Regions from separate parts of the Homo sapiens genome. Here region 2 is linked to region 1. A link is a loop called in an ENCODE intact Hi-C map of the cell type or tissue named here. Cell type or tissue: A673. All regions are shown on one strand. Links, peaks and the distances in the headings refer to the core of each region. The heading gives the core; the rest is flanking DNA.

What was found. A loop is a pair of places that touch in the nucleus more often than their neighbours do. Peaks named below come from ENCODE experiments on the same cell type or tissue, not always from the same donor. Only the 100,000 strongest peaks of a DNase experiment are listed, where the experiment ranks them.
Region 2: it touches region 1 in a loop (10-fold over the local background); 1 of 110 quality-filtered maps calls a loop at or near these places.

The regions. Positions count from the first base shown.
Region 1 is chr18:70,703,508-70,708,900 of GRCh38, reverse strand. No RefSeq gene overlaps it. Among named protein-coding and RNA genes, the nearest start is that of GTSCR1, 55 kb to the right of the region's middle. In A673, for the core only: no CTCF peak of the experiment used is centred there; DNase peaks (open chromatin) are centred at 2,680 and 2,870; H3K27ac peaks cover 4,486 bases.
Region 2 is chr18:70,551,384-70,556,776 of GRCh38, reverse strand. No RefSeq gene overlaps it. Among named protein-coding and RNA genes, the nearest start is that of GTSCR1, 97 kb to the left of the region's middle. In A673, for the core only: no CTCF peak of the experiment used is centred there; DNase peaks (open chromatin) are centred at 2,636, 2,936, 3,346 and 4,996; H3K4me3 peaks cover 1,393 bases; H3K27ac peaks cover 4,381 bases.

The DNA.
Region 1 (5,393 bases), core at 257-5,256:
CTCCAATTGACTTTCCACACTGCAACTAGAATGATCTTTAAAATTGCTGTATTTTTATGGATTACTCATACAATAGATGCTAATAAAGAACTTGGGGCCGAGCATGGTGGCTCATGCCTGTAATCCCAGCACTTTGAGAGGCCAATGCTGGAGGATCACTAGGTCAGGAGTTCAAGACCAGCCTGGCCAACATGGTGAAACCGTCACTATTTAAAAAAAAAATATATATATATATATGTATATATATACATATATATATACATATATACATATACATATATATACATATATATATACACACACACACACACACACACACACACACATATATATATATACAAAATTAGCTGGGTGTGGTGGCAAGTGCCTATAACCCCAGCTACTCAGGAAGCTGAGGCAGGAGAATTGTTTGAACCTGGGAGGCGGAGGCTGCAGTGAGCTGAGATCATGCCATTGCCCTCCAGCCTGGACGACAGGGCGAGATTCTGTCAAAAAAAAAAAAAAAAAAAACGTGGATGTAGGTAATCTGCTTGGGAAGGGATCACAGGATGCACAGGTGAGGGGGTGTGGGAAATGAATCAGGAAGTGGCAACAGGCCCAGAATGGGATACTACAATGAGCAATGGAGCTCAGTTCCAGTGGGCACTGTCTGAGAAACCATGCAGAACACATATTAGAATGGTCTTGGCCAGGCACAGTGGCTCAAGCCTGTAATCCCAGCACTTTGGGAGGCCGAGGTGGATCACCTGAGGTCAGGAGTTCGAGACCAGCCTGACCAACATGGTGAAACCCCATCTCTACTAAAAATAAAAATCAGCAAGGTGTGGTGGCACTCGCCTGTAATCCCAGCTACTTGGGAGGCTGAGGCAAGAGAATCATTTGAACCCAGGAGGCGGAGGTTGCAGTGAGCCGAGATTGCACCATTGCACCCCAGCCTGGTCAACAAGAGCAAAACTCTGTCTCAAAAAAATATATATATATAGAATGGTCTCACTGAGGAATGGGAGCACCATTATTTGTGGAGTTTCACTCTAGTGGACATTTAACCTTTAACAAGGGCAAGGAAGCCACTTGTGCCTATCCAGAGAGCTCATAAGACTTTGGGGCCTTAATATTACCGTGCATCCCCCCTCAAAAGTTCCCATTCTAGGTCTCAGAATCTTAAGAACCAAATATTATTAAGGAGAGATTCCGTTACAAAACTGAGCTCCCTAATATCTTAAAGTAATAGATTATAATAAAGTATTAGGACTCTGAGAATAATGAAGTATTAGGACCCTGATTTTTGCATAAGAGACCTACCAGATTGTGCATTCCATCTTCTTTTACATTTTCGTCTCCTGTTATATTTTTTTAATATAGTCTGTCCTGTGGCTACAGAACATTTTCCAGTTCTTAAAGTGTGCCCTGGATGATAGTTATGGATCTGAGCCTGTTATTTTCTTTCATCAAGGATTCTAGAGATGTGAACACATGCCAGACAACTCCACAACCCATATAATTAGCATTGCTCCCATATGTGTTCAAGTATAAAAGTTGTTGCATAAGTTAATGGTTCAGCTTCAATCTTTACCTCAACCCAATTCACCACAGGGGAGACTGAGTAAATATGATGCTCCAAGCTCCAGGGATTATCACTACCCCCACTCGCCATCACTAGCAATAGTTTTTGTTGCTATATGACCAGTGAGTCCTCCAATTGGAACCCCATTCTTAGAATCTGCTTTTTAATATAACTTCTGGTATTATCCCTCTTAGTTTGAGTTCCTTAAATAGAAAATCCTGAGATAAGGACTTCCGTGCAGGTAGTTTATTTAGGATATTATCCAAGAAGCACAAGTGAAACAGTAGAGGAAGTAGGCCAGAGAAATGGAGAAGCTAATAAACAGGTGACTCTGATCACAACAGAGGCTTAATCCCCCTAGGGCATTCTGAAGGACCATGTCAAAATTTCTCAGAATTTTCCCACTGAAGGAAGAAAAATTCTGCTAACTCATTTTTTGCTGAAAACCGATGGTCATGACTTCAAATGCCTAATACTTGCTATAGCTCGCGTGACAGCTGAGCAAGATGTGCTGGCACCAAAAGAAAACTCTCAGGTAGGAAGGCTGAGGGATGAGGGTGCTTGAAATTGGAAGTGGCCAGTGAGTCTGGAAATAGTCCATCTCAGCTGCATGTGAGCTTAGAGCTGGACAAAGAGACAGCATCTGCCTCACTGACCATGCCTCTTCTCACCTTAAAATTATTCAAAGATTTCTTATTGCCAAGCCCTAAACCGTTTCTACAAGCAGTAACTCCCCCTATCCCTGAGCCCCCTAGGTCTCTGCCCTTCAGTCATGCTGGTCTATTTTCTGTTCGTCAAACATACCCAGGCAATATCAGTGCCTGTCCATGCATTACTCTGGCTAAAACACACTAGCCCTTATCTTTACTTTGGCTGTATCCAACACATACATCAGGTTTCTGGAATATCATTTCTCCAGAGATTGCTGTCCTGAAACGTCAGGTAAGGCAAGCTCCTACTGTGTTGCACTCCCACAACATCCTGCAGGTCCACATTTTTAACACTCTTTATCCTTACTGTTCCACAGTCAATGTCTGATCTGATCTTGCCCACTCGATTGTAAACTCCATGAGAAAAGTTTTATTTGTCTTGCTTCTCTAACATCTAGCCAAAGTATCACCCAGTAACCTCTTAACTAATATGTACTGATGGATGGATGGATGGATGGAAGGAAGGAAGGAAAGAAGGAAGGAAGGAAGGAAGGAAGGAAGGAAGGAAGGAAGGAAGGAAGGAAGGAAGGAAGGACTTAGAGCTAAAGTATAAGATTAGAGAACAATTGGCAGAGCTATTTTGATCTGAAATATTGAGCTAGTGGTCAGGGATTGATTTTAAAACCAGAGGTCAGACTCAGACAATAGGAAACAGAAAGAGGTCCAGATATGAAAATAGAAGACAGCCAGACTTGGGGCAGGCAGCATGCATTCCAGCAACCACCAGCCAATAGGTGCAACTGCTCATTACAATTTCTCTGCAGGGAAGACAATAATAACATGTCATTAACACACGCAAGCACATTTTACCTTCCCATTTGCTACAACATTAATTCAACAGATGCTCTTGGAGGGCCTGTCTGAAAGAGTCAAAGTTATTTGAGGAAACTTGTTAAGTTTACAGTTCTCAAAGAGTTCACAGTTTCATAACACAGAACGCAATCATTTTATTACATAATTTGGATATGAAGAGAATAAGCAGTATTAGGACATAACAGTCTTTGTAATAATTCAACATAATTATAGTATTTGTTATTTTTACCTATCTCTTTTTTGTAATAGAATTATGAAAAATACATTAAAGAATTATTACTAGACTAAGATTTATATTTGAATTTGTCATAGCATTTACAAACTGCAAATTTAAAGGTTTATGTAATTTTGACTAACAAGATAAACAAAACAGTCTCTAATTCTTTTTAAAATAATATAGAAGGAAGTACAAATGAAATCCTTAGTACAATAGTTGCTTCTGCAACTTTGCGCTTTATCAAGCATTCAGTGCGCTAGGTGAGTAACACCTATTTTGGTTGCCTTCCCCTTTTCAGGCTACCCTTTTAGTAGCAAATTCTTATGGCTTGAGTATTTATAAAGCCAGGAACATGATTATTTAGAAGAACCAAGATTGATGGAACTGCAGAAAGGTTACAATTTGTTTAATAGATATTCAATTAAGTAAGCAAATGCATAGAAAAGAACCCAATATAAAAAACTGTGCAGCAGGATTAACTTTCCATCCTTCCTCACACGTGTACTGGTGAACACTCAGCTGAGACTGGTTACTGCAGAGACTGTCATGGCTCCTGTCTAGATCCATTTTTGTTGCCTTCCTGACCCTGAGGCTCCAACCCAAGGTGTACACAGGTGCAACTCTGTACCAAAGCTGATATGATCATTATTGACCATTCTGATAGATTGTTGCTGCCACCAGTTGCATATACGTTGTGCTGTTATTTCTACTTCTGTCTAGTTATTACAACAAATCAGGATGTATTAATGTAAAGAAGATGTAGGAAAGAGTATATACTTTGGCAACACAGAGATCAGGACCCAGATCCCTGACCAGATACACATCTGCTCAGTTATCTTTCTGATTGATTTGAACTTTAGTTCCTCACCTGAAAAGTGGGGAGGAACATAGAAGAAACACCCTTACTTCAACACAATGGGCCTTCACGCATGTCCTGAACCTTCACTATACTTTCATGCAGGAAATATAAAACATACTTCTCCTTATGAATGCTCACATCTGCTGTGAATTAGTTCTGATTTGTGTCTGTGGTGTAGAAAAACTGATTCTCACAGGAATAAAAAATATATTTCAGAAAACCCAATCTTATTTTTTTATAGATAGAAAGAAAACATATAAGTAATACGGGAAGAAATTGAAACAGAGCAGAGTATCTATTGATTCTTTCCTGGGGGGAAATATATCTACAAAGATAATTGGGCCAAATAGTATAGAAAGGATTTAGGAGCATCAGTCAGGACAGAATCTCAACAACTTTCATTACACACTTCTCTTTTTCCAATTCTGTGTGTGTCTCAGTCTGCTTAGGCTGCTATGATGAACTACTATCAACTGAGTGGCTTATAAATAATAGAAATATATTTCTCACAGCTCTAAAGGGTGGGAAGTCCAAGATCAAGGTAAATTCAGTGTCTGGAGAGGACAGGGCAGCTTTCTGAGGCCTCCTTTACAAGGAAACTAATCCCATTCATGTGGGTTCCAGCTTCATAATCTAATTACTTCCCAAAGGCTCCATCTCTTAATATCATCACATTTGTAATTAGATTTCAACATATGAATGGGAGTACAGGGGCACAACATTCAGATCATAGCAGTGTATTTCAGAACACATATATTAGTGAATAATTAAAATGAATCACAGCTGAGGTCTTGCCAATATGAGATCAACTACACTCCTCCCCTTTGCCAGAGCACATCTTACGGTGCAGTGTGCAGGGCAATTTTCAGCTGTCCTCAACTTGGGTACTGGAAACTGAGTCTAATGCAACTATACCACTACCTAGTTCTGGGCCTTTGGAGAGGTGGTTGTAGTGGGTTGAAATGGTGGACCTCAAAAGATCTGTGTACACAGCACCTCAGATTGTGACGTTATTTGGGAAAAGGTTGTTTTTTGGAAATGTGACTCAGTTAAGAATCATTCTCAGCAAACTATCGCAAGGACAAAAAACCAAACATCACATGTTCTCACTCATAGGTGGGAATTGAACAATGAGAACACTTGGACACAGGAAGGGGGACATCACACCCTGGGGCCTGTTGTGAGGTGGGGGGAGGGGGGAGGGATAGCATTAGGAGATATACCTAATGA
Region 2 (5,393 bases), core at 258-5,257, 150 kb after region 1:
AATTTGAAAACCTTAAATATATTCAATGACATCAATCCTTTAAGCTCTAGACAAAGATAATCACTAATACATCATTCTTCACATGGCAGCTTACCATTCCCAGTAGGTAATCACAAGAAAGCATTCACATTGCTCTCACCTTTAAAAATCAGCATAATATTGTCATGCCATCTACAATATGAATACTTGCAAGTATACAGTATACTATACCATACTATGTATGCCACACTATACTTCAAATACTATAAATCACAACAAATTGAATTTAAAATATTTGCATATAAAAATAGATACAGTCTATGATCTCTAAAAATATCTAATCATATTCTTGTATAAAGGAATGCAAGGAGACAAATGCCTTGGGACAAAATTCCATCCAAAACTCATTAACCATAAACTCTCACCCTTGAACTTCACTTTACTTTTTCATTTCATCAACTACTAAGGTACAGCTTTTAAAGGAAACAACAGTATTACCAAGAACTTTCTACAAGGGTCTTATTTTATTTTCTGCTCAACTTTGATGCTCCCTTTGGCAACTGACTCCATTAATTTTCCTATAAACACTAAAAAAGAAAATGAAAACAGGACTAGGACAGCTGTTGCTTTACTCCTGTGAAGGGACTGGTCTTTTACAAAAACTGGTCAGTGGGGAATGTGATGAAAACGTGAGCATATTGGACAGAGTGAGCTGGAACCACATGGATAGGGAAGTTGTTTCAGTCATTTTTAGGCTGTCTCAGTTCTTTTTTCCTCATAGTCAATTTCTGATCTGCATCTAGCCACCTGCTGCTGATCCTGTGTTTCTGTTTTCCTTCATAACCATTTGCTTCTTAACTTGGGGGTAACTATATTTAAAATTATAGCTTGCCATCATGCCTGTAATCCTAGCACTTTTGGAGGCTGAGGCAGGCAGATCGCTAGAGCCCATGAGTTCGAGACCAGCCTGGGCAACATGGTGAAACCTTGTCTCTACAAAAAATACAAAAATTAGCCAGGCTGCTGGCAGGCACCTGTACTCCAAGCTACTCAGGAGGCTGAGGTAGGATCACCTGAGCCTGGGAGGTCGTGGCTGCAGTGAGCTGTGATTGTGCCATTGTACCCCAGCCTGGGTGACAGAGCGACACCTTGTCTCAATAAATAACTAAATAAAATTAAAGCTTGATGTTAAGCATAAAGAAAGTAAAAGGTGATAAGGAAAATCAAGGGAGTAACTGAAATTTAATGTAGTCTATATGTTATCCATCTACATAAGAACTTTGAAATCATAAATAACATCAAGTCATTTTAAGACATGCAATTTTTTTCATATTTTCCTCTAATTAAGGGCCCTCTCTAATTTATACACTTGAATTCCGCCAGTGGGGAAAATCCTAGTGGGTACCATTGCACATTGAAATATTTAATGAAAACCAAATAAGAGGCCAGTCTTAAAGCTGAACTGAAAATCACAATATTTCATTGTCATCTTTAATCATTATATGGTATAATTATACTTCCTCATTTCAGACAGATTAACTCATTATGCAACTCTCACATTTATGAATGGGAGAAGGAAATTCATCCCTCAATTAGCTCATCACCTGCTCCATTTTGCATGCAATGTAGCCTACAGAATTGTACTTGTTATTTTCATTTCTCCCCATGCTGCAAGCAACTGCAGGAAACAAACTGTTGGGATTCATCGTGTAATCAATATCTTGTACATTAAAACCTCAGCATCTCTCTATGTAGCCATGGAACATTTAATCACTGTCACCAGCCCTGTGTAATTCTAGAGTGTACAGAGCACTCCTCAATAAATATTTTACCCTTCTCTTTAAAGGTTTATTTCTATTACCTCTAAAATACCTGGGAAGTAGTCTTTTTATTGTTCTTTTGCAAAGCCTGGTAGTAGCCAATAGTGGTGTTTATCTTCTACCTTAGAATGAATTTGATTTTGTGATTCTTGGTTTTACATATCAATATAAGAACATTTTTATTTTGCCCCTATACCTGCCTCCAAAGTGCCCCACAGTGGTTTTGTCTTGCAAAAATTGTTTGAATAATGTTTGAATTATTAATAGCTCCTCAGAGGAGTTCCCATAATGGTTTTAAGAGTGTCTTGTCACATTCATTTTTAAAGGTATAGTAATGAATATGGAAAGAACTGATCCAGTCTTTTCAAAGATGTTTTCCTAAATGCCTATCAAACCTCAGCAAACAAATAAACCTTAAACCACAAAAAGCAAAAGTAAGATTAAGTCTAACTTGCCCTTTGATTTTAAATAATGCAACAGTAACCATAACAAAGAACTTTTTTTTTCACTAAAAATTTACCTGCTAAGACCTTGTGAATGAGGTAGCTAGCATGTGATTAACAATTACTGCTGTAATTCAAAGCAACTCCTATCTATCTGTGATTCATTTTGAATTTTTTCTTTATACAAAGAAAATAAATACAACATTGTGGATTTTGATTTTTAAAAATCCACATAATTATTTTATCTGAGAATTATTTGAAGGTAAATAAACTAAAACAATGATGTCCACTGGATTCTGTTCTTTTTATGCACCCATTTGCCTTGCACTAAATAGCAGGAGGAAACACAAAGCATCTGACTCATTAAGCTAGAAACATATTGTCCACACAGCAGGATGGGATGGTAATTTACTATACACAGCCAGGGAAGACACGCTTTACAGCACAGATTTGCAGCTTTTAACCTGGAAGCTTCACAGCAAAGGCAATTCGGCTTTACTTTGTTTCCCTTCGAATCCCAAAGAAAGCATTATCTACTTTGTTACTAAACAGAGCAGGCAATATTTTATATTGCCATAGTCAATTATGTGAGGCTGTGTAACCTTTTCCAGCTATTACAGTCTTCAAATCTTTCTGTGCTAATGTTGCCAACAATACAGAAGCAGCTTCAAAGCATCTTTGCAGTGTTCGAAAGAGAAGACAGCTGGTACTGCTTAGAAACTAAGCTGCGATGACCAGATTTCTAATTTATAAAACTGGGGCAGCACACGTCAGGGGAACGTCGGCGGTGGTTTTGTGAAGGTACGTCTCCAGCTATTTCCTTTGTCAGATAAAGATTTGTTTACTGAAAAAAATAAAAATTTTTAAAGATTTTGCTGAGAGGTTAAAAAACTTCAATTAAAAAGAATGCTACAAGATTAAATATTCAAATTCAAAGCAATGTGGTGCTCCAATGTACAGATTTGAGAGAGTTCTACTATCAGGGCAGATAGAGAAATCTGTGAATTCATCAGTCTTGTCTTCAAGACTCATCAGACCTTAGATATAACAAAACATTCACCACAGGAAGGAAATGATACAAATGTAAAAATCATGGACTTCCGATTGTTAGTAACTACTTACAACTCTTGGGTAACCCTGACAATTAGGCTGCATTGATGTATCTTACGAACTACTATATAACTCCCTATAGCACTACTAGAATATCAACCTCTTAAAGGAGGAGATGGATAATTTAGACTGAAGTGTGGAAACCACGGGCATGAACCTGGGGTGGAGGTGGGCAATTGCTCTATGGGCAATTGAGAACATATTCAGTTTATTACATACAACAATTCACCTTCTTTTTTTGTTTTTGTTTTTGTTTTTTTGAGATGGAATCTGGCTCTGTCGCCCAGGCTGGAGTGCAGTGGTGTGATCTCGGCTCACTGCAAGCTCCACCTCCTGGGTTCACGCCACTGTCCTGCCTCAGCCTCCCGAGTAGCTGAGACTACAGGCGCCTGCCACCACGCCCAGCTAATTTGTTGTATTTTTAGTAGAGACAGAGTTTCACCATGTTAGCCAGGATGGTCTCGATCTCCTGACCTCGTGATCCGCCCGCCTCAGCCTCCCAAAGTGCTGGGATTGCAGGTGTGAGCCACCGTGTCCGGCCAATTCACCCTCTTTTCTAGATCAACTCATTAATTTTTCATTATGTGTATGGACTCTCTATTTTTTAAACTTTTAAATTCAGGGGTACAAGTGCAGGTTTGTCACATAGCTAGACTTGTATGATAGAAGTTTATCATACAGATTATTTCTTCACCCAGGTATTAAGCCTAGTACCCATTAGTCATTTTTCCTGGTCCTCTCTCTCCTCCCTCCCTCCACCCTCCAACAGCCCCCAGTGTGTGTTGTTCCCCTCCATATGTCCATGTGTTCTCATTTAACTCCCACTTATAAGTAAGAATATGTGGTATTTGATTTTCTTTTCCTGCATTAGTTTGCTAAGGATAAGCCTCCAGCTCCATCTATGTTCCTAAAAAAGACATGATCTCGTTCTTTTTTATGGCTGCACAGTATCCCATGGTGTATATGTACCACATTTTCTTGATCCAATCTATCATTGATGGGCATTTAGGTTGATTCCATATCTTTGCTATTGTGAATAGTGCTGCAATGAACATGCATGTGCATGTGTCTTTATGATAGAATTATTTATATTCCTTTGGGTAGATACTCAGTAAGGGGATTGCTGGATCAAATGGTAGTTCATCTTTAGGTCTTTGAGGAATTGCCATACTGTTTTCTACAATGGTTGAACTAATTTACATTCCCACCAACAGTGTATAAGTGTTCCTTTTTCTCTGCAACCTCACCAGTATCTGTTATTTTTTAACTTTTTAATAATAGCCATTCTCACTGTTGTGGGATGGTATCTCATTGCAGTTTTGATTTGCATTTCTCTAATGATCATAGATTCCTATTTTCAAACACAGTGCCATGTAATATTATCTTTGATTTTCACGACTTGGGAGAATGTTAAGTAGATGACAACATTCTTTGAGATGTACCCATCTCAAAGAGAAAATTTTGCTTCCAATAAATTGTATGACTTGTCTGAGGTCACAGCAAAAAAACAACAGAATTGGGCCCAGAATTTTCATCCTCTAACCCTTAAGCCAATGCTCTTAACTTCTTGCAAGTAAATTTGGGGAAGAACAAATATTAGCATTACCAATCTACAATCCTATAGGGCATCATATTTCACATTTTCCCAGGGGAAAGCAGAGGAAAATGCTGCTGAATTGTGTATGAATTGGATAGAGTGGAGCTTTCATAGCATGATTTTGAGCTGTTTAAGCCATATTGCTTTGTTCTTGCAGACATATTACTAACAACTTATATAACAATTCCCTAGGTCTTTAGAAAAAAGAAAAATGCAAAATATTCATCATGAACCACACTAAAAGCTCTGTGTTAAATGGAAATGCCTAACATGGCTGTGTTTAAGCTCTGTGATATATATTAATGTTCAAAGGCCTAATTGAGGAAATAAATCTCAAACATAAGACAGATTCACAATAGGGGACCAAAACAGATAAACTTTTATTTAGTCCTCACTATTAAGGTTTTTGCAAAATATAATGAAATAACCAAGAAGAAATCATGG